Regions from separate parts of the Homo sapiens genome. Here region 2 is linked to region 1. A link is a loop called in an ENCODE intact Hi-C map of the cell type or tissue named here. Cell type or tissue: psoas muscle. All regions are shown on one strand. Links, peaks and the distances in the headings refer to the core of each region. The heading gives the core; the rest is flanking DNA. Region 1 has its middle 40 kb from the start of LITATS1. Region 2 has its middle 71 kb from the start of CSF3R.

Region 1 (5,373 bases), core at 238-5,237:
TACAGCTAGAGAGCCTGAGGCCAGCTATCAATAAGAATTGTCTGGCTGAGAAGCCAGTGGTGGGGCAGCTTTCTGCAGTTAGGGCTGCCACTTACCACCCCAGGCCTGAGTGACTGGTGAGGCAGACACACCTGGTTTGGGGCAGGGAGCTGTTCTACCCCAGGCCAAACTCTTATCCTCTCCCAAGACCAGGGTCTCGGAGTCACCAGGGGCCCTCCCCTGGTATGCTTAGACAGCTCCCCTGGTGAGCTCAGTGTGATGCCTATTATGGGTGGTGCATGTAAATATCTGCTGTGGATGATAAGTGCCTTGCAACCGGAGGGATAGTGATTAGACCTCAGGGGCTACTTCTAGATTGTGAGGGGGTGTGAGGAACAACAGAGGAGTAAAAGGAACAGCAGCAAGGAGGATCCTGGGATTTGGTGAGGGGCTACATTCCTGGGAGATGTGGTAGAAGGAGCTTGCTGTGTGCCAGGCACGATTCCGAAGCATGTTACATGTGTTAACTCCATTAATCCTTCTAACACTCAGTGAAGCAGGTGTCTTGAGTATCCCATTTTACAGATGCAGAACTTAAATACTTTGTGCAATTCACACAGCTTGGAAGTGGCGGAAGCTGATAGGAGCCCAGACAGATGGACCTCAGAATCTGCTCCATCATAGCACTCACTGATGGTCTGGCCCTGTCTGTTTCTCCAGACTGGGAGCTCCTTGAGTACGATGCTAGTGACTCCTTCTCCCTTGTGTTCCCAGGAGCCAGCACGGGGGAGTATCTGGTAGTTGCTCACCACGTCTGGAAGGAAGAAAGGAAGGACATAAGGAAGGGAAGAAGAGAGGGAGAGACAAAGGAAGAAAGTATTGGAGGGCGGGATGTGGTGGCTCACACATGTAATCCCAGAACTTTGGGAGGCCAAGGCGGGCAGATCACTTGAGGTTGGGAGTTGGAGACCAGCCTGACCAACATGGTGAAACCCCATCTCTACGAAATATACAGAAATTAGCCGGGTGTGGTGGCGTGCATCTGTAGTCCCAGCTACTCAGGAGGCTGAGGCAGGAGAATCGCTTGAACCCAGGAGGGGGAGGTTGCAGTGAGCTGAGATTGTGCCATTGCACTCTAGACTGGGCAACAGAGTAAGACTCCATCTTAAAAAAAAAAAAAGTGTTAGAGGCAGGGGCTTGTGCAGAGGGTCTTGGGGCATTTCAGACCTACCATCCTGTCCCTGTATTGCATTCCCTGCCTGTTGGGTGCCCTCCTATGCCTGCCACCACCCCTGGATCCTCCAGGTCTCCCGAAGCTCAGCTGCCTCCTTGTCCAATTTCATTTTCTCACCAGACAAATGAGGGGCTGGATCCGCCTTTCCATTCACACAGGCAGTTGTCAGCTGCAGTGGCATCTGTTCTTGTTGGAAAAATTAAGAAGGAAGTGAAAGAAGCCACAGCCCTAGAGCGGATGGCTAGGGAATCTGGGTCTGGCCTCTCCTGCGAAGACCTTTCCTGTCTCCCGTAGGAGGTGCCTGGGAGGCAGCTCAGGGCCGCAATGGACATGGGTTCTCCACCAACATTCTCTTCCCTTGAGAGGGAAGTGTGGGCCACAGGCAGTGGCTCACATCTGTAATTCCAGCACTTTGAGAGGCCACGGCGGGTGATCGGGTGGATCATTTGATCCTAGGAGTGGGACCAGCCTGGGCGACATGGCAAAACCCCGTCTCTACAAGAAAATTAGCCGGGCGTGGTGGCACGCACCTGTAGACCCAGCTACTCAGGAAGCTGAGGTGGAGGATCTATTGAGGCCTGGGAGGTGGAGGCTGCAGTGAGCCACTGTGCCACTGCACTCCAGCCTGGGCAACAGAGCGAGACCTTGTCTCAAAAAGAAGACAACGACAACAAACAAACAAACAAACAAACAAAAAACCGGAAAATGTGGTTAACATGGTTAACAGTATGGCCTCTGGAGCCAACTCCTGGGCAGGATCCCAGCTCTAGACTGACAGCTGTATGTTTGCTTGGGCAAGTTATCTAACCTCTCCGTACCTTAGGTTTCCCATCTAGCTCATAATAATGTTGTGAGGGTTAAATGAATTGATATATGTAAAACATGTGGAATCGAATACACATCTGGTACCTAGTAAGCATGTGCTTTAGTAGTGTCATAGCTGTTATTTTTTCTCTTCCTTGCCCTAGGGATTGCTTCTCTGAGGGAGGCACTCAGCCTACTGGTGTGGTGCACCCAGAGACAGAAGAGCTTTCTATGGACTGGGCAGGTTGGAGAAGGCTTCATTAATTCTACAGACCTTTATCGATCCCAGGTCCCTGAACCTCCCCCGCCCCACCGGGAACCCCAAGTCTAGAGCGGAGGGAGGCAGACACATAAACAGAGAATCAGTATAAGAGGCAAGTATGTAATGTTCAGGGGAAAAGAGGAGGTAGTGGCTAATGGATATGAAGGCTGGTGGAGGGAGGAGGTCAGAGAAGGCTTCCTGGAGGAGGTGGCATAAGTAGAAAGTAGAACTGCGAATGACAGTTTGCCAGGCAGTCCCAGGGTGGAAGGCCTTCCGGGAGACTAAGAAGAGATGTGCTCTGGGCAGCAGGAGCCCGGCTGTGAGGAGCCTGGGCTTTATCCTAAGGGCAGGAGGGAGCACCAAGGGCTGTGGAGTAGCAAGGACATAGGCAGCTGGAGGAAGGTGGCTTGGGCAGCTGTTGGAAGATGGCTGGGCATGGGAGGACTTGTCAGTTCCCTTCCTTATTCATCTCTGCAGCCCCAGCTGCCAGGACTGGTCAGTCCAGCACAGCATTGCTGGCTACCACTGAGTAGATGAACAAAGGAAAATACCTGTGATCATCTAGGCCTGAGACAGCTGGGACCAGAGAGGTAGCTGGGGTTTTGTAGGAGGGTGCAGAGCTGACGGTTTGTGGACTCTTGCAGAAGGTGTGGGGACTTCTCTTGAGGGTCATGTGCTTCTGGCTCCCCTAACAGCTCAGCCTGGGGTTGCCCTGTGTGGGAGAGGCAGGTCATGCCAGCAGCTGGGCCTGACTGGCTCTGTCCAGCAGGGGGCAGCCGCAGTGCGCAGATGGGCGTGCCCGGCGCCTTTTCTAAGTGCCACCAGCACTTAGAAAAGGGTCTTCGTGGTGGGTGGGTCGGACCCAGTGTGGCAAGGGCTTCCTTGGCGAGCTGAAGGGCAGAGAGGGGGCACCTTCACACCCTCAGGATCTTGTTGATTGGGGCAGTCCTGCGGAGACCAGGGATGCCCGCAAGACCCTGGGAAGCCTAAGTAATTTTCAACCCTGGGAGCACATTAGAGTAGCCTGGGGAGTGTTAAAAACCCACCCAGGCCTGGTGCCCTCCCCAGATCCATGAATCAGAGTCTGAGGGTGGGGCTCAGGCACCAGTCATTAAAAAAAAAAAAAAAAAAAAAAATCTCCCCTGGCCAGGTGCGGTGTCTCACGCCCGTAATCCTAGCACTTTGGGAGGCCGAGGCGGGTGGATTACCTGAGGTCAGGAGTTCAAGACCAGCCTGGCCAACATGGTGAAACCCTGTCTCTACTAAAAATACAAAAAATTAGCCGGGTGCAGTGGCGTATGCCTCTAATCCCAGCTACTTGGGAGGCTGAGGCAGGAGAATCGCTTGAAATCGGGAGGTGGAGGTTGTGGTGAGCCGAGATCACGCCATTGCATTCCAGCCTGGGCAACAAGAGTGAGACTCTGTCTCAAAAACAAAAAAACCCAAAAACAAACAAACAAACAAAAAACTCCCCTGGCAATTCTCTTTTGTTTGTTTCTTTTTTTTCTTTTATTTTTTTAATTGAGACGGGGTCTCACTCTGTCACCCAGGCTGGAATGCAGTGGCACGATCCCTTGGCAATTCCAGTACGCACTGAATTGCCCAGTGGCAGGGGTTTGAGAGGAGTGAGCCAACAAATGTCAGGACCTTCTTTTCCCTCCTGTGGGGTAGGTCTGGGTCATTTAGATCTCATGCCCACTATAGTCACAGCAGGGGGTCCGACGGCCCTTGGCCCTTGGCCTCAAGGCTGAGAGAAGGTGGGGAGCAGGGTCGCCTGCAAGGAGACACCTGCTCCCACCTGCCAAGGATGAGGCATTCAGAGTGGCTGTGGGGTGTGCTCGGGAGTGTGTCTCAGCACCGCTGCGCGTGCGGGGGCACATCCCTGTGTGCAGGTGCTGGGTACCTACGTGCATGCAAGTGTGTCTGTCCGGCATGTGAAGGGGCTTTTGGGGCTGGTTCTGTCTGCCTGGCATGCTGGCTTTTGCCTCTGTGCTTTGTGTATGTGTTGGGACACGAGTGTTGCTCTGCGCCAGCAGCTGTGAGCTGTCTCTGTCTGCAGGTTGTCTCTGCATACACGTTGCCTCTGTGTCTTTTGTGTGTCATGGTGTGTGGCTATCTCAGGGCTGGCCTGTGCACATCTGTGTTCTTGGGTCTTTTAGAGCCAACGACGAATATGAAGCTCTGCTGTTTGAAGGTGTTTTTTCTCTTTCTTTCTCTCCTTCCAGCCTGATCAGTATGCTGCTCCCGTGCAGCCTCCCCAAAGACCACACACAGGCGAGTTCTGTGTGGACAGAGTCAAGTGTGGGCTTAGAAAGATCCACCACAGCCCCTCTAGGAGTAATACCTCCAGTCAGCCTCCCTCTAGGTGTGCAGCCGGTCTTGCTGGCCAGAGCCTCCTTGCGGCCGATGCAGCCAGCAACAGGCACCGTCGGCCCACCGAGCGTGCCAGGCCCACCGCCCCTCCCTGCCCACCATGTTGGAAAGGCCATAGGAGGGATCTCAGCTAAGCAGGGCCAGATGGAGACAGAAGGACCTCCCAAGCAGGCCAGTTTGGTGCCACTTTATGTCAATATTCTCTAAATATTTGTACAACATTTATTTAGTGGAGAAGGTAAAATGATATTCTGTTAGTTAAAAAAAACCCCAGTATATCTGCTTATAATAAAAAATGGAATTTATTGCATGCACCAAGCATCACATACATGTTAACTTAGCCTTTGATATCGGAGTTTTCCCATCATTTATAATTGGATGTACATTGTGATTCACTAAGGATGGAGGTAACTGTTACATAGCTGTGGATACGTAGTTTGTTCCCAGAGACATAACTCTTTTTTTGAGACGGAGTCTCGCACTGTTGCCCAGGCGCAGTCTCGGCTCACTGCAATCTCTGCCTCCTGGGTTCAAGTGATTCTCCTGCCTCAGCCTCCCGAGTAGCTGGGATTACAGGTGCCTACCACTAGGCCCAGTTAATTTTTGTATTTTTAGTAGAGACGGGGTTTCACCATATTGGCCAGGCTGGTCTTGAACTCCTGACCTCAGGTCATCTGCCCACCTTGGCATCCCAGTGCTGGGATTACAGGCATGAGCCAAC
Region 2 (5,373 bases), core at 321-5,320, 880 kb after region 1:
AAGTGACCTCAGGCAAGCTATTTCATCTCCCTGAGCTTCAGTTTGTTCATGTCTAAAATGGGTATGAAAATAGTATCATAGTGTGGCCATGAGGACTGGGTGAGATAACACACGTGAGTGTGTGGCACCATGCCTAGCACACGGTAAGTTAGGTGCTGCTGGTGATGTTATCTCACTCTGGGCAACCCTACTGAAGTGGTAAAGAGGGCAGGGATTGCTAGACGAGGAGTCATGTTGGGGTGATGAGGATGACAAGTTTATCCTGAGGGATCCTTGAGCAGAGAAATCAACCCAGTCTCAGGGACCCAACTCACTCAGTATCACCACCACACCTACGGTGTGCCATCCCCATGCTGGGCAGGAAGGATGAAGAAATGAACAATGCAACTGCCGGCCTGCCAGGGTCTCCAGCATCATGGGAAGGAGTCAGACATAAAAACAGACAACACCAATGTGCTGTAGATACAGGCAGAATAGAGAGACCCCAGAGGAAGAGGAACCTGAACCTCCAGGTATGGGATGGGGATATAGCTTCCCAAAGGAGGGGCGCTTTATACTGGGCTTTGAATGGTGACCAGGAACCCTAGACAGAAAAGCTGAGCCTGGGAGGGTGGAGTTTCAGAGCTAGTCCCAGGAAAACACAGTTCTCAGAGTTCATTTCTTCTTAACTCAGAGAGAGGAAGTCACTTGTCCAAGGTCACACAGCACAGAAGTGACTGAGCCAGGATTCAAATCCAGATCCTCTTGGCCCAAAACACAACTCGTTCTCCTGCTGCATCCATTGTCTGCTCTCCACCCAGTCACCAAGCCATCCTGCAAGTCAGCATTCTTGGTGCTTAGGAGCACTTGGCACTCACACATAGTGAAGTGGATGCCCTCTGCAGCTCCTCGCAAGACAGGTCCTCTGACCATCTCACAGAGGGCAGTCATTATGGCTAAACAGTCCATGCACACACTTAGCCTGAGTTTTGAAACACAAAGGCATCAGCACCTCTGCAATCACAGGTGTGGCCAACTGTACCCCAGATCCTGGAAGCTTCACTCCTCAGACCACCATAGGCTGCAGCCCACCCTCAGGGTCCACTGCTCCCCTCCTTCCTTCTCCCACATATTGGTGTTGGCTGTTCTTAAATCAAACACTCCATGGTTGCCTGTCTGAGGAGCATCCCTCTCATCGGGGTGCAGATGGGGAAGGAAGAACCCCAGAGAGAAGTGGGCACAGCGGCCCCAGAGCATCATGAAGCCTGGACCTTCAGGAAGGGGTCAGGTGTGACTCTGTGCTACTGAGACCTTGTCTGGGGACCCGCATGGGTGACAGGCAACTCTCCCTCCCCCTCACTCACTCATTCAATATCCATGGGTCTCCTCATACTGTGTGCCATAGGTGAAATGTGGCCCACTGGGAACGCGTTTGGGCAGGGTCCTTGTCCCAGTGAAGCTTTCACTCTGATGGGGAAAACATAGCATAGACCAGAAACCAGGAAATTGATTAATTTTAGATGGTGCTAAGTGCTGTAGAGGAAATAAGACAAGCTGGTGAGATAGAGAGAGACAGGGTATAGTCAGGGAAGTCCTCTCTGAGGAGGTGGCATCTGGTCTGCTGCCTGAGTGACATGAAGGAGCCAGGCACCTGAAGATCGTGGGGAAAGATGTTCCAGGCAAAGGGAACAGCAAGTACAAAGGCTCAGAGGCTGTGTTTGAGCTGGGAAAGATAACTCTCTGGAAAGAGAATGGCCCAAAGAGGCATTGAGCACACACAAAACAGAGGGAGCAGTGGAACCAAATGTGCCACATGCTGATATGTGACCTCTCACTGTCTTTCCTACTTTCTGGGCCTCGGTATCCCCATTTGCAATGTGAGTCAATAGCAAAAACACTGCGACTAATTGAGAGAATGAAATGAGCTTGCTCACAGGTGAGCCTCTCCACTCAGAAGGCATCTCCTCACTCCTGCCTGAGATTGCCCTGCGAGAGCCCTGGGATCCTGAGAAACCATCTACAGTCTGGGGAAGGGGGTCTTCCTTGACCTGTGGAGGGACAACGAAGGACTCAGCCCTAAAGGCGGCTGGGAGGCTGGGTCGGGCTTGCCAGGTTTCTGGCTCCTTGGAGGGACCCCAAGGACAATAGGGCCACCCTGCTCAGTGATGCCAGGAGGTTTACTTGTCTTACCCAAAGCCACAAGGAGATCTTGGGATCTAGGACATGTGGAAAGCCACTGAGCACCCCCCCCAAACAGTTTCCATGCTAGTGGACTCCGTTTTTTCCTTCCCCAGGAAGACACAGGTGAAAATTTTCCCCAGGGTCTGTCTGTGGGTGCGGAGCAAGCATGGGAGGGTGAGCTGCAGAACTGAGACTCCACATCCTGAACCCCAGAGTCAGGACTCCTAGAAATGCCTCCCCATTCCCCAACACATTTACACCACCTGTATACCCAGGTCCTAAATACAGTCTCAGTGACGCGTCTACCTACCCAGAGCCCCTGGTCCGTAATCTGAGCATCGAGCGCCCTCTGGTGGTAATCGTGACTATCCGAAGCCCAGAGCCTCCAAGCGCGGGATGGCCAGCATCGCCCAGCCCCTCCAGTGTGGCGCCTAGCGTGGTGGGGAACTGAACAGCAAACGCCAGGGCTTTTAGCCAGCACCCACCTAAAAAAGACATGCCCTGAGATGGCAAAGGACTTGTCCAGAGTCACACAGCCTGTCGATCGTACCTAGTGGCCAAGAAGAGCACTCATTCATTCGCTCAATCTGCTTCATTGAGCACCTACTTTACCCCAGGCATTGTAATAGGCACAGGGAACTCAGCAGCGACCAAGACAAAGCCCTCACCTTCATAAAGGCTACATTCCACGGAAAGAGGGATAATAAATGCACAAACAAGTAAATATGTAGGGTGTCAGGTGGAGAGAAGTTCTATGATGAAAAATCAAGCAGAGTAGGGGAGAAGCAGCAGCAGGGAGCGAGCTATCTTAGATCAGACAGCTATGGGAGAGCTCTCTAGGGGGATGATTTTGAGCTGAGATTGATGAAGAGATGGGGAAATGTGTAGGGAGAAGCAATTCTGGCACTGGGAAAGGAAGTGGCCCCTGACACAGGAGGGTCCTTGGCATGTTCAAGTGACAGCGAGAAGGCCTGGGTGGTCAGAGTGGAGCAAGCAAGAGAGGCGGTAGAGGCCATATCAGATAGTGTCCTGTGCACTACGACAGGGGTCTAGGGCTTTGTTCTAAGTTGTGTTAGGAAGCCAGTGGAGGGTTTTGAACAATCACGAGGGGGCTAAAAGTTTTAAAGGCTCACTGGATTCTGAAGGAAAAACAGACGGCAGGAGGGATGAGGCGTGAACGCAGTTGGTTCGGAGCTAGAAAGCTATTGCAAGGTTCAAGGTGAATAGTGACAGGAGCTTTAACCAGTGGTGGGAGTAATGGAAGGGTCTCAGATTTGAGATGCATTTTGAAGTTCAAGCCAAAAAGAGCTACTGAGGTAGAGCTATATAGAATGTGAGAGAAAGAGAGGAAAAAGATAAGTCCAAGGTTTTTTGCCTGAACATCTAGGTGACGTTTCCTGAGATGGGGATGGCAGGAAGGAAAGATTTGATGAGAGGACAGTGAAAAGTTCCATTTTGGGCATGGTGAGTTTGAGGTGCTGGCCATGACTATCCCAGGTTGGATATAGGAGTCTGAAGTTCAGGGGTGAACTTGGCAGTCATTACCATATAGATGGTGTTTAAAGCCATGGAGAGAGGCACCTACTTCTATCCAAGATGAAGCAACAGAGGCCAGATTTATCCTCTCGCCTGAAACAAACAAATAAAACACACACAAACTATATAAAACAATGGTTTTCAAGATACTGGACATCAGAAAACAAAGGATAGTATCCCTTAGAGACAGAAAACAAACAAGGTGAGCCCTAAAATCATCTCAGCATACTGTCTTGGTAGAGTTTCTCTGTTGCATCACAGGAAGTAGGAATGGAAGTAGTGCCTGGGAAACATCCTAAATTGGGAAGATAGAGCTAGGGGTCCAGAAAGACAAAGACAAGAATTTGCAGGACAGAGCACTCAATAGGAGAGAGACCTACAAAGACAGCCAGAACCCCAGAAACCTGCAGAGGGTCCCCTTCAAGTATTCATCGGAGTACTGATCAGCACATGTGTATATGGAAAATACCCAAGGCTGAACAAGTAATCATCCAGAGGTATAGAGGAAACAGTACCCAGCAATCACACAAGGCCTGGAATAACATCTATTCTCACCAGGACTAGAAAACCTCATAATTAGTGCGAGATGGGGTAGAATACTCAGAAGATTCTCGCCTCAACAATGAAGAATAATTAGCCCTAAATTTAAATGCCGCTCTGGTCCCACCTAACAAATCTTCAAAGCAAGACCTAAAAGGATCAAACTCTTCCTGCAAATAAATTAATTGCATTCCAGAACAAAGTTCAGAATATTTGTAGAAATGCAAAAATAACCAAGAATATAAAGAACTCCTAATGTATATGTAATTGGAGTATCCAAAGGAATGCAAAAATACTCAAAAAGGTAAAAATTACAATGTCTGGCATCTAATCAAAGATTATCAGGTATGCAAAGAAGCAGGGAAATATGCTCTATAATGAAGATTAATTAATTAATTAATTGAAACTGACTCAGAATGTACATAGATGTTAATAATAGTAATTAAGTGGAGGATTGAGATATTAAAAAGACATAAATCAAACTTACAGAGATCAAAAACAGAGGGGAAAATTACACTGGATGGGAGGAATGGCAGATTGGACATTGCAGAAGAAAAGATTAGTGAACATAAAGACACAGCAATAGAAACTACCCAAAATGAAACACACAGAAAGAAAAATCAATTTTTTTTTTTTTTGAGACAGGGTCTCACTCTGTTGCTCAGGCTGGAGTGCAGTGGTGCAATCTCAGGTCACTACAGCCTCCACCTCCCAGGCACAAGCAACCCTCCCACTTCAGCCTCCTGAGTAGCTGGGACTACAGGCACACACCACTATACCCAGCTAGTTGTTTGTATTTTTGCAGAGATGGGGTCTCGCCATGTTCCCCAGGCTGGTCTCGAGCTCCTGGGCTCACGAGATCCACCCACCTCTGCCTCCCAAAGTGCTAGGATTAAAGGCATGAGCCACCGTGCCCGGCAAAAAATCAAATTTTTTAAAAGGGAACATCAATGATCTGTGGTTCAACATTAAACAACCTAATATATGTGTGATTAGAGTGTCAGCCTGTAATTCCAAACCCGGCAAAAATAACTTTCAAAAACAAAACCAAAATAAGACTATTTCAGATATACAAAGCATAAAGAATTCATCACCAACAGACTTTCATCATAAGAAATATTAAAGGAAGTCCTTTAG

Evidence for each region. Peaks named below come from ENCODE experiments on the same cell type or tissue, not always from the same donor. Only the 100,000 strongest peaks of a DNase experiment are listed, where the experiment ranks them.
Region 2: a loop joins it to region 1, with 6 times the contacts of the local background. A loop is called at or near these places in 21 of 110 quality-filtered maps.

The regions. Positions count from the first base shown.
Region 1 is chr1:37,432,148-37,437,520 of GRCh38, reverse strand. No RefSeq gene overlaps it. Among named protein-coding and RNA genes, the nearest start is that of LITATS1, 40 kb to the left of the region's middle. In psoas muscle, for the core only: a CTCF peak has its summit at 3,036 (motif pointing right); a DNase peak (open chromatin) is centred at 3,050; H3K27me3 peaks cover 1,137 bases.
Region 2 is chr1:36,551,147-36,556,519 of GRCh38, reverse strand. No RefSeq gene overlaps it. Among named protein-coding and RNA genes, the nearest start is that of CSF3R, 71 kb to the right of the region's middle. RefSeq lists enhancers at 2,391-2,440, 2,581-2,780. In psoas muscle, for the core only: a CTCF peak has its summit at 2,528 (motif pointing left); a DNase peak (open chromatin) is centred at 2,519; H3K27me3 peaks cover 2,801 bases.